Regions from separate parts of the Homo sapiens genome. Here region 1 is linked to region 2. Evidence: read pairs that join two places in POLR2A ChIA-PET (ENCODE). Cell type or tissue: Panc1. All regions are shown on one strand. Links, peaks and the distances in the headings refer to the core of each region. The heading gives the core; the rest is flanking DNA.

Evidence for each region. ChIA-PET counts read pairs that join two places held together with the same protein. Peaks named below come from ENCODE experiments on the same cell type or tissue, not always from the same donor. Only the 100,000 strongest peaks of a DNase experiment are listed, where the experiment ranks them.
Region 1: POLR2A ChIA-PET joins it to region 2 with 6 read pairs; 4 of 35 experiments call an interaction of 5 or more read pairs at or near these places.

The regions. Positions count from the first base shown.
Region 1 is chr2:127,899,995-127,916,637 of GRCh38, reverse strand. No RefSeq gene overlaps it. Among named protein-coding and RNA genes, the nearest start is that of AMMECR1L, 22 kb to the right of the region's middle. RefSeq lists an enhancer at 10,332-10,832. In Panc1, for the core only: no CTCF peak of the experiment used is centred there; a DNase peak (open chromatin) is centred at 2,597.
Region 2 is chr2:128,016,651-128,022,247 of GRCh38, reverse strand. SAP130 (Sin3A associated protein 130) reads left to right here. Exons shown (of 21, transcript NM_001330301.2): 3 at 4,333-4,568. Among named protein-coding and RNA genes, the nearest start is that of SAP130, 8.6 kb to the left of the region's middle. In Panc1, for the core only: no CTCF peak of the experiment used is centred there; no DNase peak of the experiment used is centred there.

The DNA of each region.
Region 1 (16,643 bases), core at 231-5,230, 110 kb after region 2:
AAATTAGTAGAGACGGGGGCGGTTCACCATGTTGGTCAGGCTGGTCTCAAACTCCTGACCTCAGGTGATCCACTCACCTCGGCCTCCCAAAGTGCTGGAATTACAGACATGAGCCACTGCACCTGGCCTTTTATTTTATTTTATTTTTTGAGAGAGGGTCTCACTGTGTCACCCAGCCTGGAATGCAGTGGTGTGACCATGGCTTCCTGCAGCCTTGACCTCCTGGGTTCAAGTGATCCTCCTCCCTTATCTTCCCAAGTAGCTGGGACTACAGGCACACCACCACCACACCCGGCTAATTTTTTGTATTTTTTGCAGAGACAGAGTTTCACCATGTTGCCCAGGCTGGTCTCAAACTCAGTGAGCTGAAGCAATCTGCCCATCTCGGCCTCCCAAAGTGCTTAGGATTACAGGCTTGAGCCACGGTGCCCAGCCATGAAAGACTAATGTTGATTTTCAAGTCTTATTTGAGAAATGCATTTTGTAGGCTATAGCTGCCACGGATAGTGATTCCTCTGATGGATCTGGGCAAAGTAAATTGAAAACCTTCTGGAAAGGATTCACCATTCTAGATGCCATTAAGGACATTTGTATTCATGGGAGAAGGTCAAAATAGCAACACTGACAGGATTTTGGAAGTAGTTGATTTTGGAAGTAGTAGAACCCTCATGGGTGACTTCGAGAGGTTCAAGACTTCAGTGGAGAAAGTAATTGCTGATGTGGTGGAAATAGCAAGAGAACTAGAATTAGAAGTGGAGCCGGAAAATGTGACTGAATTGCTGCAGTCTCATTATAAAACTGTATGGAGGGCCGGGCGCAGTGGCTCACACCTGTAATCCCAGCACTTTGGGAGGCCGAGACAGGCGGATCACTTGAGGTCAGGAGTTTGAGACCAGCCTGGCCAACATGGTAAAACCCCATCTCTACCAAAAATATAAAAAGTTAGCCAGGTGTGGCGACAGGCGCCTGTAATCCCAGCTACTCAAGAGGCTGAGGCAGGAGAATCTCTCGAGCCTGGGAGGCGGAGGTTGCAGTGAGCCGAGATCGCGCTACTGGACTCCAGCCTGGGCAACACAGTGAGACTCTGTCTCAAAAAACAACAACAACCAAAAAAAAAAAAAAAAACAAACAACCTGTGTGGATGCCGAGCGCAGTGGCTTATGCCTGTAAAGCCAGCACATTGGGAGGCCAAGGTGGGTGGATCACTTGAGCTCAGGAGTTCGAAACTAGCCTAGGTAGCATGGTGAAACCCCATCTCTACAAAAAAAATACAAAAATTAACTGGGCATGGTGGTGCACGCCTGTAGTCCCAGCTACGTGGAAGGCTGAGGTGGGAGGATCTCTTGAGCCTGGGAGGCAGAGATTGTGGTGAGCCGAGATGGCGCCACTGCACTCCAGCCTGGGTGACAGAGGGAGACCCCAGTCTCAAAAAAACAAAAAACAAACAAACAAAAACTGTATGGATGAGGAGTTGCTTCTTATGGAATAAGCAAAGAAAGAGGCTTTTTTTTTGAAGCAGGATCTTGCAGTGGTGTGACTACAGCTCCCTGCAGCCTTGACCTCTTGGGTTCAAGTGATTCTCCTGCCTTAACCTCCCAAGTAGCTGGGACTACAGGCGCACCACCATCATTCCTGGCTAATTTTTTTATTTTTCATACAGACAGGGTCTCACTATGTTGCCCAGGCTACTCTCAAACTCCTGGGCCCAAGCAATCCTCCCGTCTCAGCCTCCCAAAGTGCTGGGATAACAGGCATGAGCCACTCTGCCTGGCCAAAAGTGGCTTCTTGAGATGAAATCTACTCCCAGGGAAGATGCTGTGAACACTGTTGAAACGACAACAAAGGATTTAGAGTATGACATAAATTTAGTTGATAAAGCTGTGACGGGGTTTGAGAGGATTGACTTCAATTTTGAAACAAAGTTGTACTGTGGATAAAATGCTATCAGACAGCATTGCATGTTAGAGAGAAATCTTTCACAAAAGGAAGAGTTCATCAATGTGGCAAACATTATTGTTGTCTAATTTTAAGAAATGGCCACAGCCACCCCAGACTTCAGCAGCCACCACCCTGATCAGTCAGCAGCCGTCAACAAGGCAAGACCCCCCCCAGCAGCAAAAAGATTGGGACTCACTGAAGATTCAAATGATCATTAGCATTTTTTAGCAATAAAGTATTTTTCATTAAGGTATGTACATTGTGGTTATTAGACATAATGTTACTTCACACTTAACAGATTACAGTATAGTGAAAACAATTTTTTTTCTGAGACAAGGTGTCTCTTTGTCATCCAGGATGGAGTGCATTGGTGCAGTCACAGCTGACTGTAGCCTCAAACTCCTGGGCTCAAGCGATCTTCCTGCCTCGGCCTCCTGAGTAGCTAGGACTGTAGGTGTGGACCACCACAACTGGCTAAGTTTTTCATTTTTTGTAGAGATGGGGTCCCACTACGTTGCCTAGGCTGGTCTTGAACAACTGGCCTCAAGTGATCCTTCCACCTTGGCCTCCCAAATTGTTGGGATTACAACCGTGAGCCACCACACCCAGCCAGTATAACTTTTATACGCTCTGGGAAACCAAAAAAAAAAAAATTGCGTGACTCACTTTATTACAATATTTGCTTTCTTGTGGTCATCTGGAACAGAACCTGCAATGTCTCTGAAGTATGCCTGTACGGAGACATATAGCAGTTATTTCATACTAATAAATGAGGCTGAGTTATTGTCGTACAGCTTTTTCACTGTACAGAAATTTTTCACTGTAAAATTTCTTTATCAGGGTGTAGAGATCTACCTGGCTCTTTTTCCCAAATGTATAGTTTTCCTTTCTTTTCTTTTCTTTTCTTTTTTCTTCTTTTTTTTTTTTTTATTTTTTTTTTGAGACGGAGTCCCGCTCTGTCGCCAGGCTAGAGTGTAGTGGTGCAGTCTCGGCTCACTGCAACCTCCACCTCCCGGGTTCAAGTGATTCTCCTGCCTCAGCCTCCTCAGTAGCTGGGACTACAGGCGCCCGCTACTGTAGTAGTCTGGCTACTTTTTTGCATTTTTAGTAGAGACGGGGTTTCACCATGTTGCCCAGGATGTTCTCGATCTCTTGACCTCAGGTGATCCACCCACCTCGGCCTCTCAAAGTGCTGGGATTACAGGCGTGAGCCACAGCTCCCAGCCCAGTTTTCTTATATAAACACGTCATAGGCTGGGTGCAGTGGCTCATGCCTGTAATCCCAGCACTTTGGGAGGCCAAGGCAGGCAGATCACCTGAGGTCAGGAGTTTGAGACCAGCCTGGCCAACATGGCGAAACCCCGTCTCTACTATAAATACAAAAATTAGCTGGACATGGTGGCGCATGCCTGTAATCCCAGCTACTAGTGGGGCTAAGGCAGGAGGATCACTTGAACCTGGGAGGCAGAGGTTGCTGTGAGCCAAGATTGTGCCATTGCACTCTACCCTAGGCAACAAGAGGGAAACTCTGTCTCAAAAAACAAAACAAAACAAAACAGGTCATAGTGAAATCAGGACTCATTTTCCCTAGTGATGAAGCTCTCCCTTAAAGATAAAATCAAGTGGCAAAAATTCTTTTTTGCATCATGCACCTAGTATTGGTGATTGTGCACATGTGCATGACACTTAGAAATGATGTTGTGGGGTCCAGGCGCGGTGGCTCACGCTTGTAATCCCAGCACTTTGGGAGGCCGAGGCAGGTGGATCACAAGGTCAGGGGTTTGAGACCAGCCTGGCCAATATGGTGAAACCCCTTCTCTACTAAAAATACAAAAATTAGCCAGGCGTGGTGGCATGTAGTCCCAGCTGCTCGGGAGGCTGAGGCAGAGGAGTTGCTTGAACCCAGGAGGCAGAGGTTACAGTGAGCCGATTGTGCCACTGCACTCCAGCCTGGGCAACAGAGCAAGACTCCGTCTCAAAAAAAAAAAAAATGATGTTGTGGGCCGGGTGTGGTGGCTCACGCCTGTAATCCCAGCACTTTGGAAGGCCGAGGCGGGTGGATCACCTGAGGTCAGGAGTTCGAGACCAGCCTGACCAACATGGTGAAACCCCGTCTCTACTAAAAATACAAAAATTAGCTGGGCGTGGTGGCAGGCGCCTATAATCCCAGCTACTTGGGAGGCTGAGGCAGGAGAATCGCTTGAACCCGGGAGGCGGAGGTCGCAGTAAGCCGAGATCGCGCCATTGCACTCCAGCCTGGGGGGACAAGAGCAAGACTTCATCTCAAAAAAAAAAAAAAGAAAGAAAGAAATGATGCCGTGACAGCTCTCCAGAGGAAACTGCTGTTAACAGCTGCTATGTGTCCTTCCAGTCTTTTTTTCTTTTTCCAGGCTGTGGCGTGCAAATAGAAAAGTATACAAATACATACATACATACAGAGAAATACATCATAGTGTCTGTGTAGTCACGAAAGCAGAATCGTGGTTGGATTTTGATAGGTGTTGCCAAGTTGCCTTCCAAAAAGGCCACACCTCCAATTCCCCACTTCTCCACCCTCCCTTACATTGGCAAGTGTCAATGGTTTTAAATTTTAAAAGCCTAAGTTGGAAAAATGTTCTAATTTACACCTTCCTGGTTGCCAAGAGGATCAGTCATTTTAGTGTAGTTTATTAGCCATTAACATTACTTGTGCTATGCATTGCCTATTCATGTGATGGCCAGTTTCTCTTTTTTTTTTGTCTTATTGATTTGCAATCAATAATCTATAATCACTCTGGAAATTAACCTTTTGACTGTTAAACATGTTGCAAATATATTTCCCAGGGTAGAACTTTCTCTTCGGCTTAGTTTTCCTAACAGTTTTGCTACTTCCTTTTCATTCACCATCACGTTAGCAAACATTAACTATAATGTCATCATCTCACTTCAAGAAAAAACAAAAGAAAAACTAAGTTCCTAATTTGCTCTCATTTTTAAATACTAAGTAGGTTCTCTTATGTCTGAATATGAAACATTCATGTAAGTTAGCACTTCCTAAAAGCATTTCTTTTTTTTCTTTTTATCTTTTTTTTTTTTTTTTGAGATGGAGTCTCGCTCTGTCGCCCAGGCTGGAGTACAGTGGCGTGATCTCGGCTCACTGCAAGCTCCACCTCCCAGGTTCACGCCATTCTCCTGCCTCAGCCTCCCGAGTAACTGGGACTACAGGCGCCCGCCACCATGCCCGGCTAATGTTTTTGTATTTTTTAGTAGAGACGGGGTTTCTACATGTTAGCCAGGCTGGTCTCAATCTCCTGACCTCATGATCTGCCCGCCTCGGCCGCCCAAAGTGCTGGGATTACAAGGGTGAGCCACCGCGCCCGGCCCATTTTCTTTTCTTTTCTTTTCTTTTTTTTCTTTCCTATGAAAGGATTTCACTCTGTTGCCTAGGCTGGAGACCCGCAGTGCAATCACAGCTCACTGCAACCTCAACCTCCTGGGCTAAGTGATCCTCACACCTCAGCCTCTAGAATAGCTGGGACCACAGGTGTGCACCACCACACCTGGCTATTTTTATTTTTTGTAGAGGCAGGATCTTGGTGTGTTGCTCAGGCTGGTTTCAAACTCCCAAGCTCAAGTGATCCTCCCACCTTGGTCTCCCAAAGGCATGAGGCACTGTGCCCGGTCCTAAGACCGTTCATTCTTGGTCTCTAATGTATGTATTCTACGAGTGTATTATATTGACCTGATATACCTCGCAAACTATGATGTGTGGCCTCTTAATCTTGCAGAACCACAGTGACATGAGAGGGACAGGGGCTCCTCGGCACCTCTGGTGGCTAAACATTGGAAATTGTTGAAGAAACATATGGAAACTGCCTGCCATTATGTCTGCCTTCTAGCAGGACCTGAGCAAGTGACGGCTGTTATGCATGTTAATGTACATTTGATGTTGTATTTCCATGGGAACTTAGTTGTATGACTTTACCTCCTAAAATTCACAGGACAACTCAGTGGCATCTGAATCTGCACATACATCATTTCCTGCTGACATGCATATACACAATGGAGTACTATTCAGCCATAAAAAAGAATGAGATCCCGTGATTTGCAACAACATGGATGGAACTGGAGGTCATTGTGTTAATTAGAATAATCCAGGCATAGAAAGACAAACTGCATGTTCTCACTTATTTGTGTAAGCTAAAAATTAAAATGATTGAACTCATGGAGATAGAGAATAGAATGCCGGTTACCAGGCTGGGTGCAGTGGCTTATGCCTGTAATCCCCACACTTTGGGAAGCCAAGGTGGGCAGATTGCTTGAGCAACATGGGGGCAACATAGCAAAACCCCATCTCTACCAAAAAACAACAACAACAACAATAAGAAGTACCCAGGTGTGGTGGTGCACACCTATAGTCCCAGCTACTCAGGAGGCTGAGGTGGGAGGATAACTTGAGCCCAGGAAGTTGAGGGTGTAGTGAGCTGAGATGGTGCACTGTACTTCACCCTGGGCAACAGAGCAAGACTGTGTCTCAAAAAAAAACAAAAAAAAAAAAGAGAAAGAAATAGAAATAAAAATAAACAAATAACAAAAATAGTATAATTGGATTGTCTGTAACACAAAGAAAAGATAAATGCTTGAGGTGATGGATACCCCATTTACCCTGATGTGATCATTATGCATTATATATGTGTATCAAAATATCTTGGCTGGGCCCAGTGGCTCACGCCTGTAATCCCAGCACTTCGGGAGGCCAAGGCGGGAGGATCACCTGAGGTAAGGAGTTTGAGACCAGCCTGGCCAACACGGTGAAACCCTGTCTCTACTAAAACTACGAAAATTAGCTGGGTGTGGTGGCAGGTGCCTGTAGTCTCAGCTACTCGGGAGGCTGAGGCAGGAGAATTGCTTGAACCCAGGACGCAGAGGTTGCAGTGAGCCAAGATCGTGCCATTGCACTCCAACCTGGGCAATAAGAGTGAAACTCTGTCTCAAAAAAAAAAAAAAAAAATCTCATGTACCCCATACTATGTACCCACAAAAATTAAAAACAAAATTTCCTGCTGAGTTTCCTGAAATGTCCAGGCTGAGATGTTGGCAGTTAATAGATAAGAACAGCTTCCATAAGACATAAAATTGCCATTAGCTTAATTTTTTAAGGCCACTCAGGAAGACTGTATTTGGCACCACTGTCTTGGCACCATCGTTACCAGCAATAAGCTTAATGTGAGGACATGGCAGCTATAACTGCAAATGATTTCCTTGAAGGCAAATTGTGAACAGCATTTCTTGGAAAGTTGGCTTTCTAGAGCAACGTGGAAAGCTTCAGCTGACAAATGCAGAAGGGTCAGGAGCTGTGGAGAGCCTCTTTTTGCAGCTGCCTGCTGACCATGCCAGTCCGAGCCTGCCTGTCACCTTGGCCATCACAGTTGGAGCCACGAATGGGTCCAGTGGATGAGGCTGCCAACTGCAAGGCCATGGCACTCCCGCATCCTCACCACCGTGCTTACAGCTTGCTGAGCTGTCCTGTGTGTGCAGCTCCTCAGGTGCCCAGATGGTGGCTTCACATAGGTCATTTAATCTAACAACTCACCTGTTGGACAGTTGTGAGTCAGATGAGAAGGCTGAAGCTCAGAGCGGTTAAGTGACCTGCTTGGTCAGTGGTGGAGTGTAAATGCAAACCCCCAGTCTGTGCCCTTCTCTCCTGGCATCATTCTACTCTTCCCTATACACTGATGATTCTTTCCCTGCCCAGTGTGCTCCTTGGCACATTCATCTGGCCTTTCTTCTTCTTCTTTTTTTTTTTTTCCGAGACAGAGTCTCGCTCTGTTGCCCACGCTGCAGTGCAGTGGCGCGATCTCGGCTCACCACAACCTCCCCTCCCGGGTTCAAGCGATTCTCCTGCCTTAGCCTCTTGAGTAGCTGGGATTACAGGCATGCGCCACCATGCCTGGCTAATTTTTATATTTTTAATAGAGACAGGGTTTCACCATGTTGGTCAGGCTGGTCTTGAAACCCTGACCTCGTGATCTGCCTGCCTCAGCCTCTCAAAGTGCTGGGATTAGAAGACTTGACCCACCGCGCCTGGCCTATGTATGTATTTTTTAAGAGACAGGGTCTTGCTCTGTCATTCAGGGTGGAGTGCAGTGACACAGTCATGGCTCACTGCAGCCTCGAACTCCTAGGTTCAAATGATCCTCCCACTTCAGCCTCCTGATTAGCTGAGACTACAGGTGCACACCTCCACACCTGGCTTTTAAACAGCTTTTGTGAGGCCAGGCACGGTGGTTCACACCTGTAATCCCAGCACTTTGGGAGGCCAAGGCAGGTGGATCACCTGAGGTCAGGAGTTCGAGACCAGTCTGGCCAACATGGCGAAACCCTGTCTCCACTAAAAATACAAAAAAAAAAAAAAAATAGCCGGGCGTGGTGGTGGACGCCTGTAGTCCTAGCTACTTGGGAGGCTGAGGCATGAGAATCACTTGAACCTGGGCAGCGGAGGTTGCAGTGAGCCGAGATCGCGCCGCTGCACTCCAGCCTGGGCGATAGAGCAAGACTCTGTCTAAAAAACATAAATAAATACATTTTTAAAAAGTTTTTGTTTCTCACCATATTACCCAGGCTGGTCTGGAGCTCCTGGCTCCAGTGATTCTCCTGCTTCAGCCTCCCAAAGGGCTGGGATTACAGGTGGAGGACACCATGCCCAGCCTGGATATTGTTGACTTTGTGAGTAGTAACTACATACATAAAAGAGCACAAATCCTAAGTATACCGCCCACTGGATTTTCACCAAGTGAACACACCTGTGTAATCACACCCAGATCAAGAAACAGAACATTACCAACATTCCTGAAGCTCCCAGCCATTAGTCCCAGCTGCCAGCCCAGGGATAGCCACATACCTGGCCCTTAACACCATAGATTTGATGCACCTGGTTTTTGAACTTTATGTAAAGGTACAGTGTGTCTACCTCTTTTGTTCAACATTACGTAAAATTCATCCATATTGTGCATGTTGTTTTACACTTTTGTCTGACCGCCCTCCAGAGACAGGGTCTCCCTCTGTTGCCCAGGCTGGTCTTGAACTCCTAGGCTCAAGTGATCCTCCTGCCTCGGCTTCCCGAAGTGCTGTGATTACAGATGTGAGCCACCACACCCAGCCCATTCTCATTGCTTTTGTCCCACGTGTGAATATGCCACAAACGATCTATCCATTCCACTGTCGATGGGCATTTGGGTTATGAGAGACAGGCATTTATCCTGATGTTAAGACTGAAGAAAACTGACACCCAAAAAGATTGAGCAGTTTGGCCAAGGACCCAGAGTAACGATTTGAATCCAGCTCTTCACATCATACCACAGCATCTGCCATTACCTCCTAGATAAATTCAGAAAGTGCATGGAGCTAAATCTCTTGGCCGGGCATGGTGGCTCATGCCTGTAAGCAATCTCAGCACTTTGAGAGGCTGGGGTGGGTGGATCACTTGAGATCAGGAGTTTGAGACCAGCCTGGCCAACATGGTGAAACCCCGTCTCCACTAAAATTACCAAAAAAAAAAAAAAAAAAAAAAAAAAAAAAAAATTCGCTGAGCATGGCGGTGTGCGCCTCTAGTCCCAGCTACTCGGGAGGCTGAGGCACGAGAATCGCTTGAACCTGGGTGGCGGAGGTTGCAGTGAGCTGAGATCACACCACTGTACTCCAGCCTGGGTGACAGAGGGAGACCCTGTCTCAAACAAAACACAACACAACCAAACAAAAAACTCTCTTTACCTCTCAGATACTCAGATTAGGTGGAAAGCAGAGTAGGAGTTTCTGTTAAATTAACTCTACATGTTATATGTAGACTTCAACAATGATTTCAAGCCTCTGGATGCCATCAGGTAAATTTGTGCCCTGCTGGACTTTTGTGGAGTTGACAGCCTTCCAACATCACCACCTATTCTGGCAGCTTAGAGACAACTCAGGGCTTGGCGTACTGCAACTCTCTTCTGACACTAACCACCCACGTGATGAGCATCAGACTCCACAGCGTTAAGGACGTGGGCCCTAATAAGACTTCCGTACTGCAGACACCACCCACAAGCGGGGTCCCCAGGACATCTGCACTTCTGACGGACTGGGTACAAATCTGGGAGATGCCCAGGATCCCCATCAGGCTTGATAGTTCACTAAAATGACTCACAGAACTCAGGAAAGCACTACACATACAATGACAGTTTAATTACAAACGATACAACAAGAACAGCCACGTGGGGAGCCACGGAGGGAGAGGCGGGGACTCCTGGATGCGGAGCTTCCCAGCCCTCTCCCTGTGGAATTGGGATGCAGCGCCCTCCTGGCACACTGATGTGCTAACCAACCTGGAAGCTCCACCGAGCTTGGGGTTGCACCGTGTAGGCGTGATTGAACGATGGCCACCTGATTGCACATGCTCTACAGCCCCTCGCCTCTGCGGAGTTCCGGCTGGCTCAAACCCCAGCCCTCCAATCACACCGTTGGTCTTTCTAGGACCAGCCCCATCCTGAATCATCTGCCTTCAGCATACACTCAGGTCGTTTCAAAGGGGCCCACGAATAACAAAGACATCCTATTACTGAGAAAATTCTGAAGATTTAGAGACTCCCTCCCACAAACAAGGGATAGCAAATTGTTTTTTGTTTTTGAGACGGAGTTTCGCTCTGTTGCCAGGCTGGGGTGCAGTGGTGTGATCTCAGCTCACTGCATCCTCCGACTCCCTGGTTTGAGCAATTCTCCTGCCTCAGCATCCCGAGTAGCTGGGATTACAGGCACCCGCCACCACACCCAACCAATTTTTTTGTATTTTTAGTAGAGACGGGGTTTCACCACGTTGGCCAGGATGGTCTTGATTTCCTGACCATGTGATCCACCCGCCTCAGCCTCCCAAAGTGCTGGGATTACAGGTTTGAGTCACCGCGCCTGGCCGGCAAATTGTGTTTTATACAATGTTATGTCTCATAGGGTTTGTCCTATCATGGGACCACCCTGGTGTCATTTTTTCTAGCGGAAGTGCCTGAGCCTCACTCAGTGGGTCTGGTTATGCTTGTTGTTCTTGACGGACCTGCCTCCCCACCCAAATTCACATGTGGCATTCCCAGCCCTAGTACCCCACTGTGTGATTGTATTTGGAGACGGGGCTTTAAAGAGATAAGTAAGGTAAAATGAGATCATGTGAGCGGGTAGTCCAGTGTAGCTGGTGGCCTTGTAAGCAGGGGCGATTAGGACACAGACACCACACAGATCCAAGGGTGACTGTGTGAGGAACAGCAAGAAGGTGCCAGCTGCAAACCGAGGGCAGAGGCCTCGGGAAAAACCGACCTGCCGAGACCTTTCTCTTTTACTTCCAGTTTCAGCACAGTGAAAAAAATAAATTTCTGCTGGTTAAACCACAGTAGCAAATGAATACACCTGTCAGATCCAACATCAGTGTTTTCCTGTCAGCTTGCCTAATATTTGCCAGATGCTGTGAGCCCAGCACTGGGTGCCTATGAACACCAGCTCAGCTTGGGTTCGGGAGCGCTGCCCTCCCACGGGGCCATGAGTTGGATCACATCTCTCACGTTCCCCTGTTTTACCTCCGCTTTCACTGGGCTTTTTTGGTTTTACTTTTTTTCACTGTCCGTAGACAGCTACTCCCTCCAATTAGTTGGACTACTCCACAATTTGCTTCTTTTTTTCTTTTTTTTGAGACAGAGTCTCACTCTGTCACCCAGGCTAGAGTGCAGCAGTGCAATCTTGGCTCACTGCAACCTCCGCCTCCCGGGTTCAAGCGATTCTCCTGCCTCAGCCTCCCGAGTAGCTGGGATTACAGGCACACACTACCAGCCCGGCTAATTTTTGTATTTTTTTTAGAGATGGGGTTTCACCATGTTGTCCAGGCTGGTCTTGAACTCCTGACCTCAGGTGATCCGCCTGCCTCAGCCTCCCAAAGTGCTGGGATTACAGGCGCGGGCCACCGAGCCCGGCCCCCACAATTTATTTCTAAGTGAAAGGAGCAAGTGGGGATTGTTGCCATCACCTGCCCTTGGCTTGTGCATGCACTGTCACATCCCCTGCCTCCAACTTAACTCCAGAGTCCGGAGCCCAGAGCACCCTGCTTCTCCTTCCAGAGTGCTGCAGGCTCTGGGCTCTTCTCATTCTGGCAGGAAGACAGGTTCTCATACAGGCACAGCATTTCTTCCTAGAGCACTTCCTTTTGTTTTTAGAGACAGGGTCTCACTCTCTTACCCAGTCTGGAGTGCAGTGGCACAATCATAGCTCACTGTAGCCTCGGACTCCTGGGCTCAAGCAATCCTCCCGAGTAGCTGGGACTATAGGCGCACACCACCACGCCTGGCTAATTTTTAAATTTTTTTGGAGAGATGAGGTCTTATTATTTTTCCCAGGCTGGTCTTGAACTTCTGGTCTCAAGTGATCCTCCTGCCTTGGCCTCCCAAAGTGCTGGGATTGCGGATGTGAGCCGTCATGCCTGGCAGAGCACTTCTTTTAACTTCTTTCTTTTTAAACTATTATAAATGTATGCCCATTATAGGAATTGAGAGGACAAATAAGTCTCTTAAAACCTTATGCAGGGATAAACACTAGTAATATCTTATCATCACTCATAGCAATAGAGCTGCTATTACTTGTTATGTGTGCAGCCAACACTGTTGTGATGTTCTGTCTCCATTACCATCTGTACCCATTTTTCAGGTGCGAATACTGAGACTTATTGTGGGGAACTGACTTGCCCCAAGTCATACAACTAATAAAATTGCAGAGATGGGACTTTGATCTTGGGTCTCCACAAAGCCCTTGTTTGTGGCCATTATTCTGTTTCCTTCTGTCTCTTTAAAATATGTAAATGGCCGGGCATGGTGGCTCACACCTGTAATCCCAGCACTTTGGGAGGCCAAGGCAGCCCGAGTGCTTGAGCCCAGGAGTTCAAGACCAGCCTGGGCAACATAGTGAAACCCCATCTTTACAAAAAATTTAAAAAATAGCCAGGTGTGGTGGCGCATGCCTGTGGTCCCAGCTACTCGAGAGGCTGAGATGGGAGGATCACTTGAACCTGGGAGGCAGAGGTTGCAGTGAGCCAAGATTGGCCACTTCAGCCTGGGAGACACAGCCAGATCCTGTCTTTAAAAAAATAAATAAATAAAAATAAAGTGTATATATGCCTTTTTTCTTTTCTTTTCTTTTCTTTTTTTTTTTTTGAGAAAGTCTTGCTCTGTCACCCAGGCTGGAATGCAGTGGCGTGATCTTGGCTCACTGCAACCTCCACCTCCCAGGTTCAAGCGATTCTCCTACCTCAGCCTCTCAAGTAGCTGGGATTACAGGCGCCGGCCACCACACACAGCTAATTTTTGTATTATTAGTAGAGACGGGGTTTCACCACGTTGGCCAGGCTGCTCTTGAACTCCTGACCTCAGGTGATCCGTCCGCCTCGGCCTCCCAAAGTACTGGGATTACAGGTGTGGGCCACCGTGCCCAGCCATATATGCCTTTTTTTATAGTTGTGATAAAACTGTACATAAATTTTTTTATTCTTTCTTGACTGAAACTTACATCAAAGACACAGTTTTCCATATCATGGAATGAGTCTTTCCAGCATAATTTTTGATGGCTGAATAAAGTGATGGAGGGAACACTTGTAATATCCTTGAGGGTTTTTTATTATGTTTTTTTCTTTGGGGCTTTATTCCTCTCTCTTTTGTTAGCTGACTCCTTTTCGGTTAAGGGGAAGCTCAGCCACATAGTTTTTCTTGAACTTGAGAGATTGTTTTGGGTGTATTCTGGGGTTCCCTTCTCATCCGGTAATAGCCAAGCCAACTTGAGAAATGGCTGGCAGGCAGAGTGGGGTGCACGCCGGGTGGCATCCTGTGCTGATGTGCCAGTGTCCACCCCAGGGGCTTTCAGAGTGACACGTGTGTCATTCCTCACTATGCCAGGACATCGGGCACCAGGCAAGTCTGCCCCAGCCACAAGCCATAGGAACCATTTCTCAGGAGCCCCCAGGTGCCAGAGAGCCAGAAGCCGCACCCTTCTCCTTCCTCCACTCAGGAGGCCTGACTGTTTTTTTTTTTGAGACATAGTCTCAGTATGTCGCCCAGGCTGGAGTGCAGTGGCGCGATCTCGGCTCAGTGCAACCTCCGACTCCTGGGTTCAAGCGATTCTCCTGCCTCAGCCTCCCAAATAGCTGGGATTACAGGCACCCACCACCACACCTAGCTAATTTTTGTATTTTTAGTAGAGACGGGGTTTCACTATGTTGGCCAGGCTGGTCTTGAACTCCTAACCTTGTGATCCACCCGCCTTGGCCTCCCAAAGTGCTGGGATTGCAGGTGTGAGCCACTGCGCCCGGCCTACTGTTGGGTATTCATATTTGGAGTCCACAGAAGATTTTTTTTGAAAAGAGGATTTTGCTGCTCAGGAGTTAAAAACCCTAAATTTTTTTTATTATTATACTTTAAGTTCTAGGGTACATGTGCACAACGTGCAGGTTTGTTACATATGTATACATGTGCCATGTTGGTGTGCTGCACCCATTAACTCATCGTTTACATTAGGTATATCTCCTAATGCTATCCCTCCCCCCTACCCCCACCCCACGACAGGCCCTGGTGTGTGATGTTCCCCACCCTGTGTCCAAGTGTTCTCATGTTCAATTCCCACCTATGAGTGAGAACATGCGGTGTTTGGTTAAATACCCTAAATTTAATCCAATTCCTTTATTCTACAAATGAGGAGACTGAGACCAGAGCTGGAAAGAGTCTTATTTGAAGGCAAAGCAGCAAAGCTCGGGCACAAATCCAGGCCTCCTGACGTGAAGGCCAGAGCTGTCTGTGCCAGAGCTGAAATTTCCCAGGAGTTCTAGAAGCAAGGCTTCCAGAGAGTGACTAGCATCGGCAGGCCCTGAGGATATGTTCTAAATAGAGCACTGGGGAAATTAAATGGGAGTGCAGAATTGGAGAGTCACAAGTCTAGAATGAGGGTCTCTTCTCCGTAGCGAACAGTGGCCATTTTCATTTCCAAAGCTGTCTTGGCCATCCTGGGCTGCTTTAACAAAATCCTGCAGACTGAATGGTCAAGCAACAGGCATTCGTTTCTTGCAGTTCTGGGGGCCAGCAATCCAAGATCAGGGCACTGGCCAACTTGGCTCTGCTGAGGACCCTCTTCCTGGCTTGCTGGCAGCAGCCTTCTCCCTGTGTCGTCACAGGGCAGGACTGGGGTGGGGATATCTCCCTTCCTCTTCTTTTTTTTTTTTTTTTTTTAGGTGGAATCTCACTTTGTTGCCTAGGCTAGGCTGGAGTGCAGTGGTTCAACCTCGGCTCACTGTAACCTCCGCCTCCCCGGTTCAAGCGATTCTCCTGCCTCAGCCTCCCAAGTAGCTGGGATTACAGATGCAAGCCACCATGCCTGGCTAATTTTGTATTTTTAGTAGAGACAGGGTTTTGCCATATTGGCCAGGCTGGTCTTGAACTCCTGACCTCGTGATCCACCCACCTTGACCTCCCAAAGTGCTGGTATTACAGGCATGAGCCACTGCACCCGGCCACTCCTTCCTCTTCTTATAAGGCTACAATCCTGTCAGATTAGAGCTCCACCCTGATGGCCTCATTTAACCTTAATTACCTCCTGAAGATCCTACCTCCAGATACAGTTGCACTAGGGTCTAGGGCTTTAACCGACAGATTGTGTGGTGCTGGGAGACACAATTCAGTCCATAACAGCAGCTCATGCTTCTCAAACCTTGGTGGCTTTAGAATCCCCTGGACAGGCCGGGCGCGGTGGCTCACACCTGTAATTCCAGCACTTTGGAAGGCCAAGGCAGGTGGATCGCTTGAGCCCAGGAGCTCAAGACCAGCCTGGGTGACATAGTGAGACCCTGTGTCTATATAAAATTATGTGTGTGTGTATATATATATATATATATATATATATATATACATAATATGTTTTTGCCATGCGCGGTGGCTCAAGTCTGTAATCCCAGCACTTTGGGAGGCCAAGGCGAGCAGATCACCTGAGGTTGGGAGTTCAAGACCAGCCTGGCCAACAAGTTGAAATCCCGTCTCTACTAAAAATACAAAAAAATTAGCCAGGCATGGTGGCATGTGCCTGTAATCCCAGCTATTCAGGAGGCTGAGGCAGGAGAATTGCTCGAACCCGGGAGGCGGAGGTTGCAGTGAGCCAAGATCATGCCACTGCACTCCAGCCTGGGCAACAGAGCAAAGCTCCATCTCAAAAAAAAAAAAAAAAAGGAAAGAATAATGATTACACATTGTTTTGAGCTCATGATCCTTGGCCGCAAGGATTAATAGTAGGGTGGCACCAGCCCAAGGTTACACAGGCAGTTGCTGCCTAGATGTCCCTGCAGAAGTATCTTTTGTGCAAGATCGCAACAGTCTTTGTGCAATGCTGTGGTTTTTGCAGTCTTTTTTCTTAAAAAAAAAAAAAAAATACAGATGAGGTCTCACCATGTTGGCCAGGCTGGTCTCATACTCTAGGCTTCAAGTGGTCCTCCCACCTTGGCTTCCCAAAGTGCTGGGATTACAGGCGTGAGCCACCACGCCCAGGCTTGCAGAGTCTTTCGTGATAGTTTTTGTTATCAGGCAGACAAGCTTGAACCCTCTCTTCATAGCCTTCTCTGATTCTATGTGTCAGGGTTTTCCAAAACACAGGTGACTTCATTTTTATCCTGACAACTTTCACAAAACTAAAATCGG
Region 2 (5,597 bases), core at 598-5,597:
CATTACACTAAGGAGAGAATCCAGATACATAGGACTACAGATGGTATGATTGTGTTATGTGAAATTCCAGAAAAGACTATGCCATAGTGACAGAAAGCAGATCAGTGGTTTCTGGAGAATAGAGGTTGTGGGGAGGGAATTGACTGCAAAGGGGTGTGAATGAACTCACTGGAGTAACAGGAAATGATCTGTATCATGATTGTGTTATACCGCTGTATACTTTTGCGAACACTTATCTAATGTTACACAAAGAATTAGTGAATTTTATATGTAAATTGTACCTCAGTAAAGCTAATTGATTAAAATGGACAAAAGATAAACATGCACTTCACTAAAGAAGATATATATGAATGGGCTGGGATCACATAAAAAGATGTTCAACATTACTAGTCATCATGGAAATGCTAATTAAAACTACAGTGAGACACACACTACAACCCACTAGAATGGCTGTATATCAAGCAATGAGTAAGGAAGAGGAGCAGCTTGTATACTGCTAATGGGAACAGGCAATGCTACAATCACTTTGGAAATGACTTCGGCAAAGTTAAACATATACTTACCATTTGACCCAACCATTCTGCTCCTTGGTGTTGCTGAGGATATTTGTAAAAAAATTATTGAACTTTTCTTGTAAACCAGTGGTGGTATTCTATGTAATCTATTCCCCAATAAAGAGGTTTTATAGATCAAAATTTTAAAAATTCTGAATGACCTGGGAGAAAAGTCAATATATAGTGAAAAAGAAAACGTATATCAGTCTTTTCTTTCCTCTCTGTTTTTTTGTTTTTTTTTTTTTTTGAGATGGAGTCTTGTTCTGTCGCCCAGGCTGTAGTGCAGTGGCGCGATCTCGACTCACTGCAACCTCCACCTCCCGGGTTCAAGCAATTCTGCTGCCTCGGCCTCCCAAGTAGCTGGGACTATAGGCGCCCGCCACCATGCCCAGCTAATTTTTGTATTTTTAGTAGAGACAGGGTTTCACCATATTGTCCAGGCTGGTCTCAAACTCCTGACTTTGTGATCCGCCCGCCTTGGCCTCCCAAAGTGCTGGGATTACAGGCTTGAGCCACCACGCCCGGCCACATCACTCTTTTCATCCAGCACTTGTACTTTTAGGAATTTTTTCCTGAAGAGATCATTGGACAAGATTGTTGATAAAAGCAAAAATTTGGAAATAACCTAAAAGCCCATCAATGATACAGTGATTTTAAAAGCTATAGTACATCTATACAATAGAATCCCATTTCACTTTTTTTTTGAGACAGAGTCTTGCTTCGTTGCCCAGGCTGGAGTGCACAGTCTTGGCTCGCTGCAACCTCTGCCTCCTGGGTTCAAGTGATTCTTCCGCCTCAGCCTCCCGAGTAGGTGGGATTACAGGCAACCGCCATCATGCCCAGCTAATTTTTGTATTTTTGTGGAGACGGGGTTTCACCATGTTGGATGATGGTCTTGAACTCCTGACCTCAGGTGATCCACCTGCCTCAGCCTCCCAAAGTGCTGGGATTATAGACATGAGCCACTGTGCCCGGCCCCATTTCACCTTTAAAAAATGATGCAGTATTCTCTACCCAGTAGTTCTAATCCTAGGTATATATTGAGTAGAAGTGGTACATATGTTCACCAAAAGACACGTACAAGAACATTACTAGCACTATTCAAAATAGGAACAAACTGAAAACTAAAGTGCCTCTTAAGAGTAAAATGGATAATTTGTACGTTACTCGTGTGTCGTACTATATACAGCATTGAGAATGAAAGATCTACAGCTGTGTACACTAATGTGAATGAATCTCATACCTGTAAGTGAAAGAGGCAAAGCACAATAGGGTGTATTTGTTATAAGTCTGTTTACGTAAAGTTAAAAAACAGACAATACTAATCTATAGTGTTACAAGGTAGAAGATTGATTTCCTTCGGAGGATAGTGGCTAGAATAGGGCCAAACTAAGGGTCTCTGGGGGACCAATAATGTTTTCTATCTTGAGCTGGGTGCTATTTACTCAGGTTTATTCAGTTTGTGAAAGTCCATTGAGCTGCACAGCTAACATTTGTGCACTTATCTTTATGAAAATCATACTTCAAGAAAAAAAAGTCAAATGAATAAAAACCCAAAATTTAAAAGAAGCGAGAACTGTCACCAAAACTTTAAGTGTTGGTGCCTTTGTGGGGTAAGTTTGGGGGCAACATTACTTTGTTTATGGTACTCCAAATAATTTAAATTCTCTACATAAGTAAATATTATCTTTATGCTCAGAAAAAAAATTATTTTGGAAAAATTATAGACAAATATGAGTTAATATTTTCACAAGCTCTTCCTTTATTACATCAGTATTGTTCTCTGATTTTTTTCCACTTAATTTTTTTTTTTTGACACAGAGTTTTGCTCTTGTCCCCCAGGCTGGAGTGCAGTGGCAGGATCTCCCAACCTCCACCTCCCGGGCTCAAGCAATTCTCTGGCCTCAGCCTCCTGAGTATCTGGGATTACAGGTGTGCACCATCACACCTGGCTATTTTTTTGTATTTTTAGTAGAGACAGGGTTTCACCATGTTGGACAGGCTGATCTCGAACTCCTGACCTCAAGTGATCTCCCCACCTTGGCCTCCCAAAGTGCTGGGATTACAGGCGTGAACCACCACGCCCGGCCTCCACTGAATTTTTAAATACTTAATTTTTAAATAGGCCAGGTGCAGTGGCTCACACCTGTAATCTCAGCACTTTGGGAGGCCAGAGGTGGGAGGAACACTCGATCCCAGGTATTCAAGACCAGACCAGGCAACATAGTGGAACTCTTTCTTCATAAAAAAATAAAAGAATTAGCCAGGTGTGGTGGCATGTGCCTGTAGTCTTAGCTGCTTGGGCAGCGGAGGCAGAGGCTCACTTGAGTCCAAGAGTTTGAAGCTGCAGTGAGCTGATATCCTGTGACTTCGTTACAGCCTGGGAGACAGAGTGAGACCTTGTCTCAAAAAAAAAATTTTTTTTAATTAAAAAAAATTTTTAAATAGATTGTCTTCTGGTAGACCAAAACACCAAAAGAAAAAGAGCATACATTGGAAAATATCTCTCCTATCTCTGTCCCTCAGTTTTGAAAAATTATATGTTCTTAAAGTTAGGAACCGTACTTAAAATATCTTTTTTTTTTCTTTTTTTTGAGATGGAGCCTCACTCTTGTTACCCAGGTAGGAGTGCAGTGGCGCAATCTCAGCTCACTGCAGCCTCCCATCTCCTGGGTTCAAGTGATTCTCCTGCCTCATCTTCCCTAGTAGCTGAGATTATAGGTGTGTACCACCACGCCCGGCTAATTTTTTTGTATTTTTAGTAGAGACGGGGTTTCACCACGTTGGTCAGGCTGGCCTGGAACTCCTGACTTCAAATGATCCACCTGCCTTGGTTTCCCAAAGTGCTAGGATTACAGGCTGTGCTCAGCCCCCAACCACCTTTTTTTTTTTTTTTTGAGACAAAGTCTCACTGTGTCATCCAAGCTGGAGTGCAGTGGCACAATCATGGCTTGGCTCACTGCAGCCTTGACCTCCCAGGGTTAAGTGATCCTCCTCCCTCTGCCTCCAATATAGCTGGGATTACGGGTGCATGCCACCATGCCCATTTAATTTTAAAATTTTTTGCAGAGATGGAGTCTTACTGTGTTGCCAAGGCTGGTCTTGAACTCCTGGGTTCAAGGGATCTGTTTGCCTTGGCCTCTCAAAATGCTAGGATTGCAGGTGCAAGCCACTGCACCAGCCATCCTTTTTTTTTTTTTTTTTTTTTTTGGAGACAATCTTCCTCTCTCGCCCAGGCTAGAGTGCAGTGACGGAATCTTGGCTCACTGCAACCTCTGCCTTTTGGGCTCAGGTGATCCTCCCACCTTAGCCTCCCAAGTAGCTGGGATTACAAAAAAACGTGGTTTTTGGTTTTTGGTTTGTTTTTTTTTTTTTTTTTTGTATTTTTAGTAGAGATAGGGTTTTGCCATGTTGGCCAGCATAAAATATCTTTTTAATGTCAGGCTTTTATAACTTTCTAAGAGGATGTTTTAAATGAAATTGTCTTACATCCTGTATTGTACTTTTAACTATTTCAGCTCATTTTAGATGATTTTCAGGTAGTTTGTTCATAAGGCTACAATATCCAGAATAAATTCTATATTCCACAGTTGTGGCTCTTTTGTCTGATGTCCATCAGGAGAATCCAGTGCCCATATTGACCTTGTTAAGAAAACATCACAAGGAAATGGCCACTTTGTCAATCCTGAGATTTAACTTCAGGTACCACTCTTGTCTGTGCTGCTATCTTACACTGGGAGACTGTGACATACTGTCTCACTCTTAATGTCTTTACTAGTCAATGATGAATCTGGTCGAGATTCTGAAGTCAGTGCCAGGGAGCACATGAGTTCCAGCAGCTCCCTCCAGTCCCGGGAGGAGAAGCAAGAGCCTGTTGTGGTAAGGCCCTATCCACAGGTGCAGATGTTGTCGACACACCATGCTGTCGCATCAGCCACACCTGTTGCAGTGACAGCCCCGCCAGCACACCTGACGCCAGCAGTGCCACTTTCATTTTCGGAGGGACTTATGAAGGTAATGGAGAGGGTTAAAACTTCACACTGAACCAGAGCTCGAGACTGGCTAATGTTTGTAACAATTTGTATAAAATCTTAGGCTGTATCTTAGGATCACATTTCATTTTTTCTTTATGACATATGAGTTCAGCTCCTTTCTGTAACTCAGCCCTGATTTTCTGCAGTGCCTTGTCTTGTGCTGCTGGGCAGTTGGCATCATAGGATCTTTGCTGTTATCCATTTTGATACTGATATTATTCAACTTATGGGCATGTTAAGTTAGATACAATCTTGAAGGGACCCTCTTTTTTTTTTAAGCCAGTCAGATTTAGCAGTGGGGGCTTAATGACATTAATGTTTTGTTTCTGTTTTTATTTGAGACGGAGTCTTTCTCTGTCATCCAGGCTGGAGTGCAGTGGTGCGATCTTGGCTCACTGCAACTTCCACCTCCAAGGTTCAAGCGGTTCTGCAGCCTCAGCCTCCCAAGTAGCTGGTATTACAGGCGCACGTCACTACGCCTGGCTAATTTTTGTATTTTTAGTAGAGATGGCGTTTCACCATGTCGGCCAGGCTGGTCTCAAACTCCTGGCCTCAAGTGGTCTGCCCGCCTTAGCTTCCCAGATTGCTGGGATTACAGGCGTGAGCCACTGTGCCCAGCTGACAGTAATGTTATAAGTTCAGATAACCCAGTACCATGGGACCAAGTGGAGTGGCACTCTTCTTTAAGGTTTGTTTTAATAACTGGTTAATTTGGGGGTTTCTGAGAATATTGCCTGTGTATTACCTTGGGGTTGTGTTTCAGTTACTGGGAGTTTTGTTCAATCCACCCAAACTTGGGAGGCAGCATCATGTAGAAGAAAGGGTGTGGGCTGTGAGCCATACAGCTCTGGGCTTTATTCCCAGTTCTACTTCTTACTGTGTGTGTGGCTTTGAGCAAGTCAGTTAGCCTTGCTTTGTATGTTTCTTTATCTGTGAAATAGAAATGCTAGTACTTCAGTGGAAACACTGTGATGATAATAGATAAAATGTATAAAGCTTACGGCATCTT